Regions from separate parts of the Homo sapiens genome. Here region 1 is linked to region 2. Evidence: chromatin contacts called from ENCODE Hi-C or POLR2A ChIA-PET data. All regions are on one chromosome and are shown on one strand. The core of a region is the stretch at or near the end of the contact, and the rest is flanking DNA. Distances in the headings are between cores, read along the strand shown. Region 1 overlaps PREPL (prolyl endopeptidase like). Region 2 has its middle 8.2 kb from the start of SLC3A1.

Region 1 (4,292 bases), core at 191-2,690, 58 kb after region 2:
AAAGAGTTAAGCTTAAGATTACCATATGATCCAGCAATTCCACTCCTGGCATATAATCCCCAAAACTGAAAGCAGGGTCTTAAAGAGATCTGCATACCTATGTTCACAGCAGCATATTCACAACAGCCAAAAGGTGGAAGCAACTCAAGTGTCCATTAACCAAAGAACGAATAAGCAAAATGTGGTATACACATGCAATATTACATGGAATATTATTCAGCCTTAAAAATGAATAAAATTCTGATCCACGCTACAATATGGATGAACCTCAAGGATATAATCTAAGTGAAATAAGCCAGTCACAAAAAATTTTGTATGACTCCACCTATGTGAGGTGTTTGAGTAGTCAAATTCACAGAGACAGAGGCTGTGGGAAGAAGCAAATGGAGAGCTGTTTAATCGGTACAGGGTTTCAGTTTTGTTAAGATGAAAAACGAGTTCTGGAGATTGACTGCATAAGCCTATGAGTGCACTTACCACTACTGAACTATTCACTTAAAAATGGTTGAGATGGTAAATTTTATGGTATTTTACCATAATTAAAAATTTTTAAATGAAAAAAATACACAAGGAATAAAGTCTTTTTGACCAGTTGGACATTTTATATTAAAAGCAAAAAACGCTAAGTAAAGAAACTCTGCAAAATACCCAAGGTGAAAGAAGAGAAAACAACCCATTGGCTTATAATTAGTGTTACAAAATTTAATAAAACGAAGGCTGGGTCGCACATGGTGGCTCATGCCTGTAATCCCAGCACATTGGGAGGCTGAGGTGGGCAAATCACTTGAGCCCAGGAGTTTGAAACTAGCCTGGGTAGCATGGTAAAACCACATCTCTACAAAACAACAACAAACCACAAAAATTAGCAGGGCATGGTGGCACATGCCTGTAGTCCCAGATACTCAGGAGGCTGAGGTGGGAGGATCACCTGAGCCCCAGAGGTCGAGGCTGTAGTGAGCTGTGTTCGTGTGCCATTGCATTCCAGCCTGGGTGAAAGAGCAAAACTCTGACTCAAAAAACAAAACAAAACAAAACAAAAAAACAAAAACCCCACAAAAACAACAAAACAAAAATGAAGGCTGTATTTTTCACTTAGCTTTATTTTCTTCTGTTAACATACTTTTTAGCTTTCCCTCATATTAACATTAACCAAGTATAGTGAGTCATCTGTAATTCTTTTTGGCTGCCTACCATATGAACTTTTTTGCATTTGAAAAACCTCCAACCTTATCAGCTAGAGCCTGCCTCTCACTGTGGAGATACTAAGTGCTAGACTTCTCTTTCCCATTTTTCCCTGCAGCTTGGGAGTAGCTGTGTGACCCATGTGTGACTTGGGTCTATCAACCAGACACATGTGCTTTACACTCTGCATGGAAAGTTAGTGATTCAAAGAAGCAGTGATCACAGATAATTTATTCTGGCAAAAGTGCCACAGCTATATCCAGCTCTAGAAGTTGCACTGGCAGTGTGAGGTGATTTGTGCTTGGCAGTGGCGGCAGTAATAGTTTCATTGGGCCAATTCTATGCCTTTGGCTCTGAAGCCTCTAACACTGGTCTGAAGACACCTACATTTTCCTAATGCCCTTTAATCCCTTTTCTGCTTAAATTAGGGTTGATTTTTGGTGCTTATAAGAAGAATTTGACTTATACATGTATAAAAGGTTGTCTCCTAGTCTTCACTATAATAAGCAACCTAGCATAAATATCCTTCTCATCATTTCCTTTTAAATTTCTAAAAGTCAAAATCTAGTTGCTTTGTCTTTAAACTGTAAATAATTCTGCCATTATCTTTGTGCATAGGCTATTCTCCACATTTTTCTGTTTTTAAAAAATAGACTTACAGGTGACTACTATTTAACACTTATTTACAAGCCCACAGTATAAACTCCCCAACCTCAAAATAAAAAATCCTGAAAATAATTTACTCTCTCCCATCTCAGTCATTATTTTTCAGAGTAACCTAGAAGTAGGAGAATGATAGCAGTGAAACCAACTGCTACAATGTAACTTCGTAATTTCTGACACTGGGAAAAGATAATCATTTTCAGAACAGGGTAAGATATTTCAATTAAAATACGGAAAAACTATGCCCAAACGACCATTAAGAATGGACTATCTAAAAATAAAGAGCCTATAAATCTAGGACTGAAATGTTGATGGGCAGTAGCCTGTCAAGGTGACCAGGAGCCAAAGGACTCAGTGCATTCCAGAGTCACAGCGTGCTTTGCCTGGCTTTCTCAACTGGGACTCATATATGCTTCAGTGCTTTTTCACCAATTCTAAATGTCCTTACAAATACAAATGAGCAATGGAAATAGCCATTAATATCTTTCAGTGGAAAGCCTTAAAGATAATAAAGAACACTGTATCAGAGAAGAATAACGGTTAATAGTTGGATTAAAATAACTTTAGAAGTTCTCCTCAAGCTATAATTCTGAGTTTAAAACTTAAAAGCTTTGTTATACTCCTATGCTATGGTAAAACTGTAACAGAAATGTTTTTCTTTCCTTTTTTTTTTTTTTTTTTGACAATGTCTCACTCTGTTGCCCAGGCTGGAGCACAGTGGTCCACTGCAGCCTCAACCTCTTAAGAGATCCTCTTACCAACAAGCCTGGGTAGGTTTTTTTTTTTTTTTAATTTCTTGCAGAGACAGGGTCTCGCCATGTTGCCCAGGCTGGTCTCGAGCTCCTGGTAAGCAATCTGCCCACCTCAGTTTCCCGAAGTGCTGGGATTACAGGCATGAGCCGCTGTGCCAGCCCAAAAACATTTTTCTTAGAGTAGCCTATGGCTTCACACCTCCCCCATTCTATAAACAGTAGAGACAGAGCGTACTCACCTCCAAAGTCACCGCTCTCACCAGCTCTGGATTAGAATTACACAATGCTCCTGCAAGCACCCCTCCAGCACTGAAAGCAGTCAGGGTTGTTAGACTTGGCTGAGAAAAGCCTTGGCCATGAAGCGTCTTAATGCAAGCCTCTAAATCAGCAAGGCCATTGAGTTTTTTAGTTAGGCGGCCATCAGCGTGCCACTGGAGGCCTAACTCACCACCACCTCTGAAATTGAAGGGCAAAAAAGTTTTAGTGGAAAAAAAAAGTTAATACTGTAGGCTGGGGTCAGCGAACTACACCTGGAGGCCTGTTTTTTGTGTGGCCCTGGAGCTAAGACTGGTTTTTGCTTTTTAAAGGTTGAGTGAAAACAAGGAATGTGCAACAGAAACTGTACGCGGCCTGCAAAGCTTAAAATGTGACTATGTAGCTCTTTAGAGAAAAAGGTTTGCCAACTCCTGATATAGACAATCCAGAATTGATTCAACGAATATATTTTGAGTGCCTGCCCATTTATCAGGGATTAAGTACAGACCTTAAAAGTAGAAACAAACGAAAATCCCCTACCGTGGAGAAGACAGTAATTTTGTGGGGTAAGAAAACAACGACTTACCCAGCAATGTGGTGTCATTGCTACAATACAAGTGTATTTAAGGTATTACAGGAGCAGAGGAAAGAACATCCATCTGCCAGGTGAGGGGTATATACACGAGTCAGGAACACAAATGCTTTTAAGGAGATGATGCCTAAACTGAGTTGTGAAGGAAAAATTTGAGTTTCCAGAGGGCAAAGAAAAGGCATTAAGACACAGATACGACACAGCATGTATAAGGGCAAGGAGGTGACAGAGCATGTCATTTAAAAGACATGACTTTGGGGGCTGGACACAGTGCCTCAAGCCTGTCATCTCAGCATTTTGGTAGGCTGAGGTGAGCAGGTCACTTGAGGTCAGGAGTTTGAGACCAGACTGGCCAACATGGTGAAACCCCCGTCTCTCCTAAAAATAGAAAAAATTAGCCAGGTGTGGTGGTGCGTGCCTATAAGCCCAACTACTCGGGAGGCTGAGGCAAGAGAATTACTTGAACCTGGGAGGCGGAGGTTGCAGTGAGCGGAGATTGCGCCACTGCACTCTAGCCTGGGAGACAGAGTGAGACTCCATCTCAAAAAAATACAAAACAAAATAAAAAAAATAAAAGGACATGATTTTGGAAGGCTGAGGCGGGCGGACTGCTTGAGCTCAGGAGTTCGAGACCAGCCTGGGCAACATTGGAAAACCCTGTCTCTACTAAAATACAAAAAAATCGGGCTGGTACGGTGGCTCATGCCTGTAATCCCAGCACTTTGGGAGGCTGAGGCGGGCGGATCACTTGAGGTCAGGAGTTCGAGACCAGCCTGGCCAACATGGTGAAACCCCATCGCTACAAAAATTTCAAAAATTAGTCAGGAGTTATGGCAGGCACCTGTAAT
Region 2 (3,793 bases), core at 850-3,349:
TGCACCACCACACTGGCTAACTTTCATATTTTTTGTAGAGATGCATTTTCCCTGTGTTGCCCAGGCTGTTCTCAAACTCCTGGGCTCAAGTGATCTGCCCACCTCAGCCTCCCGGAGTGCTGGGATTACATGTGTGAGCTACCACGCCCAGCTGAAAAGTCTTTTTAACAAATGGTTTTGGAACAAATGTGTAGCCATATGCAACTACAACAGTAACAGCAAAATCAACCTTGACCTTCTTATCTCATGCCACACAAGAATTAACTAGCAATTAATCACAGACTTAATGACAAGAGCTAAAACTAAAATTTCTAGATGATAACAGTGGAGGAAATCTTTGTGACCTTGAGTTAGGCAACACTCAGGTAAGATACAGAAAACATAAGAATAAGTACCATAAAAGAAATTACTGGTGAATTCGATTTAATAAAAATTAGAAACTTCTACTCTTCAAGAGAAACTGTCAAGAAAATTAAAAGTCAAGCCTTAGGCAACACATATCTGATAAATAACTCATACTTATAAGAAACAACTTTTACAACTCAGTAACAAAAAGCAGAAATAGGTAAAATATTGCAAAATTGAATGAGCATTTCACTAAGGAAGATATACAAATGGCAAATAAACGCTAATGTTCAAAGTTATTGGCCTTTAAGGAAGCACAAATTATAATTTTGCTCACTAGAATGCCTAAAGTTACAAAAACTGGCATTGCCTGTTGTCAGCGAGAATGTGGAGCAATGGATCTTTCACACATTGCTCATGGGAATGTAAAAAGGTCCAAACCTTTTAGGAAACACTATGGCAGTTTCTTGTAAAGTTGAACATTACACTATATACTGGTCTTATGATCCAGTAATTCTATTCCTCAGCATTTACCCAAAATAAATAAAAACATAGCCAGGCACGGTGGCTCATGCCCGTAATCCCAGCACTTTTGGAGGCCAAGGCGGGCAGATCATTTGAGGTCAGGAGTTTGAGACCAGCCTGGCCAACATGGTGAAACCCTGTCTCTACTAAAATTACAAAAATTAGCCAGGTGTGGTGGTGGGTGCTTGTAATCCCAGCTACTTGGGAGGCTGAGGCAGAAGATTGGCTTGAACCCGGGAGGCGGAGGTTGTGGTGAGCTGAGACTGTGCCACTGCACTCCAGCCTGGGTGACAGAGTGAGAGACTCTGTCTCAAAAAATAAATAAATAGCTGGGCGCGGTGGCTCACGCCTGTAATTCCAGCACTTTGAGAGGCTGAGGAGGGCAGATCACAAGGTCAGGAGTTCAAGACGAGCCTGACCAACATGGTTGAAACCTGGTCTCTATAAAAATACAAAAACTAGCTGGGTGTGGTGGCATGTCCCTGTAATCCCAGCTACTCCAGAGGCTGAGGCAGGAGAATCGCCTGAACCCGGGAGGTGGAGGTTGCAGCGAGCCAAGATCGCATCACTGCAATGGGTGAGCCTGGGTGACAGAGTGAGACTCTGTCTCAAAAAAAATAAAAAATAAAAATAAATAATAAAAACGTATGTCCACACAAAAACCTATCTGTACATAAATGTTCACGAGACCCATTATTCATAATAGTCCAAAACTGGAAACACCCCAAAACACCTCCCAAGTAGCTGGGATTACAGGAGTGCACTACCATGCCCAGCTAATTTTTTTTATTTTTATTATTTTTTGAGATGGAGTCTCGCTCTGTCTCCCAGGCTGGAGTGCAGTGGCATGAGCTTGGCTCACTGAAACCCCGTCTCTACTAAAAATACAAAAAAATTAGCTGGGCACGGTGATGTGCGCCTGTAGTCCCAGCTACTCGGAAACTGAGGAAGGAGAATTGTTTGAACCTGGAGGCAGAGGTTGCAGTGAGCCAAGATCATGCCACTGCACTCCAGCCTGGGTGACAGAGTGAGACCCTGTCACAAAAAAAAAAAAAAAAAAAAAAAAAAAGGAAAGAAAAAAGAAAGCTACCATTATAAGGATGAATGTACAAATATATGATGCAGACTGGGCTGGATCAGTGTCTCCTGGTCTGAGGGTGGTGGTAGGGGGATGGAGGCTGGAGCTGGGCCTCAAAGACAGGAGGGAGAAACTGTCCAGAATGAGGTGCTCACGGTCTGTAGTGAGGGAACCCTCGGCAGTGCTGATCGGCTGGAGCACAGAGCCTGATTTGGAAATACTAAGATAGCAAAAAGATTGGAAATATATTTTGAGCATAAACTGTAGCTTAGACTTCTATACTAAGATATTGGCATTTGTTCTCTTTATAATGAGAAGCCATTGATAGCTTTAGAGGTGTGAAATGAGTGTTTTGAGGTTAACAGTCTGACAGATTGTGCAGGGTCAGTGGGTTTTATGTTAAAGTGACACATTCAGAATGGTTTTATACACAAGCCTAGATGTGAATAAAGCAAATTCCTTAAGGTATGATACATTTTGTGTCTTTCCCACCTATATTGGCATGCGTTTCTCTGATATGTGTACTCAGAGTCCCTGACCCAGCACCCAAAGTCATGATGAATCTTTCCTGGCTTTTTATCAGGCCTTGCCATGAGAGTGACCATTAAAGGTCAGAGAGCCATACGGCCTCTCCCAGGGATACTGGGCTGGCCTGGGAATTGAGGAATTCACTCTGCATCCAAGAACCACATTTCCCCAGCTGTAAGATGGCAGAGAATAATGTTTGTGTCCCAATGAAGTTCTAACACACAGTGTTCTCAGATGACGGGCAGCATTTTGAAAGTAACATGTGACTGTGTAATTTATGCTCTTTGAATTTGCAGTGAGACTATTTGTGGCAGTACAATGTCTATCCATGCTCCTAATTAGAAGTTTTCCAGAACAGCTCATGTGTCTGAATTAGAAATATTTGTCACGGGGCATTAAATGCGGTATTTAGCTGTTAGGTGATTTTTTCAATAGAACTTTGTTAAAGACCAGATATAATGTGTCATTGTTTCTTTTGTGATTCTGGATTCTTTTTGAGAACTAAATGTTTAAGCAGTAAAGAGCTGAGACACCCTATGGGTAAGATCCTTTATAAATCAGCCCATTACACCGTGAATTCACTTACATTGTTGGTCAATGACGTCATGTAAGGATCAGATTATGCTTTTCTGTTTGGGTGTGTTTTGTGTTGATTTGTCAAGCCTGGAGGGTTGGCCACCAGGAAGAAGTTGAAATGGTCACTGAAATCCCCTGGCTGTGATTGTCACAAACTTGGGTCTGAGATACACAGAAACACTTGCCTGTCATCAGGCTGAAGCTTTCAGCTCAGACTGTACCAGTGCCTGTTGGAAACATAAATGAAAGCATTTTTACAAGTCATCAACAAAATATCCAATAGCCTAATAAAAAGATGGGCAAAAGACTCGAACAGACATTTCTCCAAAGATGATATCCTAATAGCCAATGAGGACACATGAAAAGATGCTCAACTTCCCCAATTTCATTAGAGAAATGCAAATCAAAACCACACTGAGCTATCACCTCACACTCATTGGGATGGCTACCATCAAAATACAAAACAAAACAAAACAAAAAACGGAAAATAACAAGTGTTGATGAGGATGTTGCAAAATTGAAGCCCCCGTGCACTGTTAGTGGGATTGTAAAATGGGGTAACTGCTATAGAAAACAGTATGAACAGTCCTCAAAAAATTAAAAATAGAACTACCATATGGCACAGCAATCTCACTTTTGAATATATATCCAAAAGAATTGAAAGCAGCATCTCAAAGAAATATTTGCACACTCATGTTCATAGCAGTGTTATTCACAATAGCCAAAAGATGGAAGCAAACC

The links. Hi-C counts contacts between places; a loop is a spot of excess contacts on that map. ChIA-PET counts read pairs that join two places held with the same protein, here RNA polymerase II (POLR2A). Pooled maps may share reads with other maps.
Region 1: a pooled map shows a loop between it and region 2 (5-fold over the local background). The contact joins two enhancer-like sites. A Hi-C loop is called at or near these places in 2 of 50 pooled maps. POLR2A ChIA-PET finds 5 or more read pairs at or near these places in 4 of 52 experiments (A549, Panc1, T-cell and 1 more).

Annotation. Positions count from the first base shown.
Region 1 is chr2:44,323,876-44,328,167 of GRCh38, forward strand. It overlaps PREPL (prolyl endopeptidase like), which reads right to left. Exons shown (of 14, transcript NM_001171613.2): 10 at 2,837-3,053. Among named protein-coding and RNA genes, the nearest start is that of PREPL, 35 kb to the right of the region's middle. Within about 2 kb of position 1,441, at least 4 of the 41 ENCODE cell types and tissues checked have a DNase peak (open chromatin) inside an H3K27ac peak, as active enhancers do.
Region 2 is chr2:44,265,365-44,269,157 of GRCh38, forward strand. No RefSeq gene overlaps it. Among named protein-coding and RNA genes, the nearest start is that of SLC3A1, 8.2 kb to the right of the region's middle. Within about 2 kb of position 2,100, at least 5 of the 41 ENCODE cell types and tissues checked have a DNase peak (open chromatin) inside an H3K27ac peak, as active enhancers do.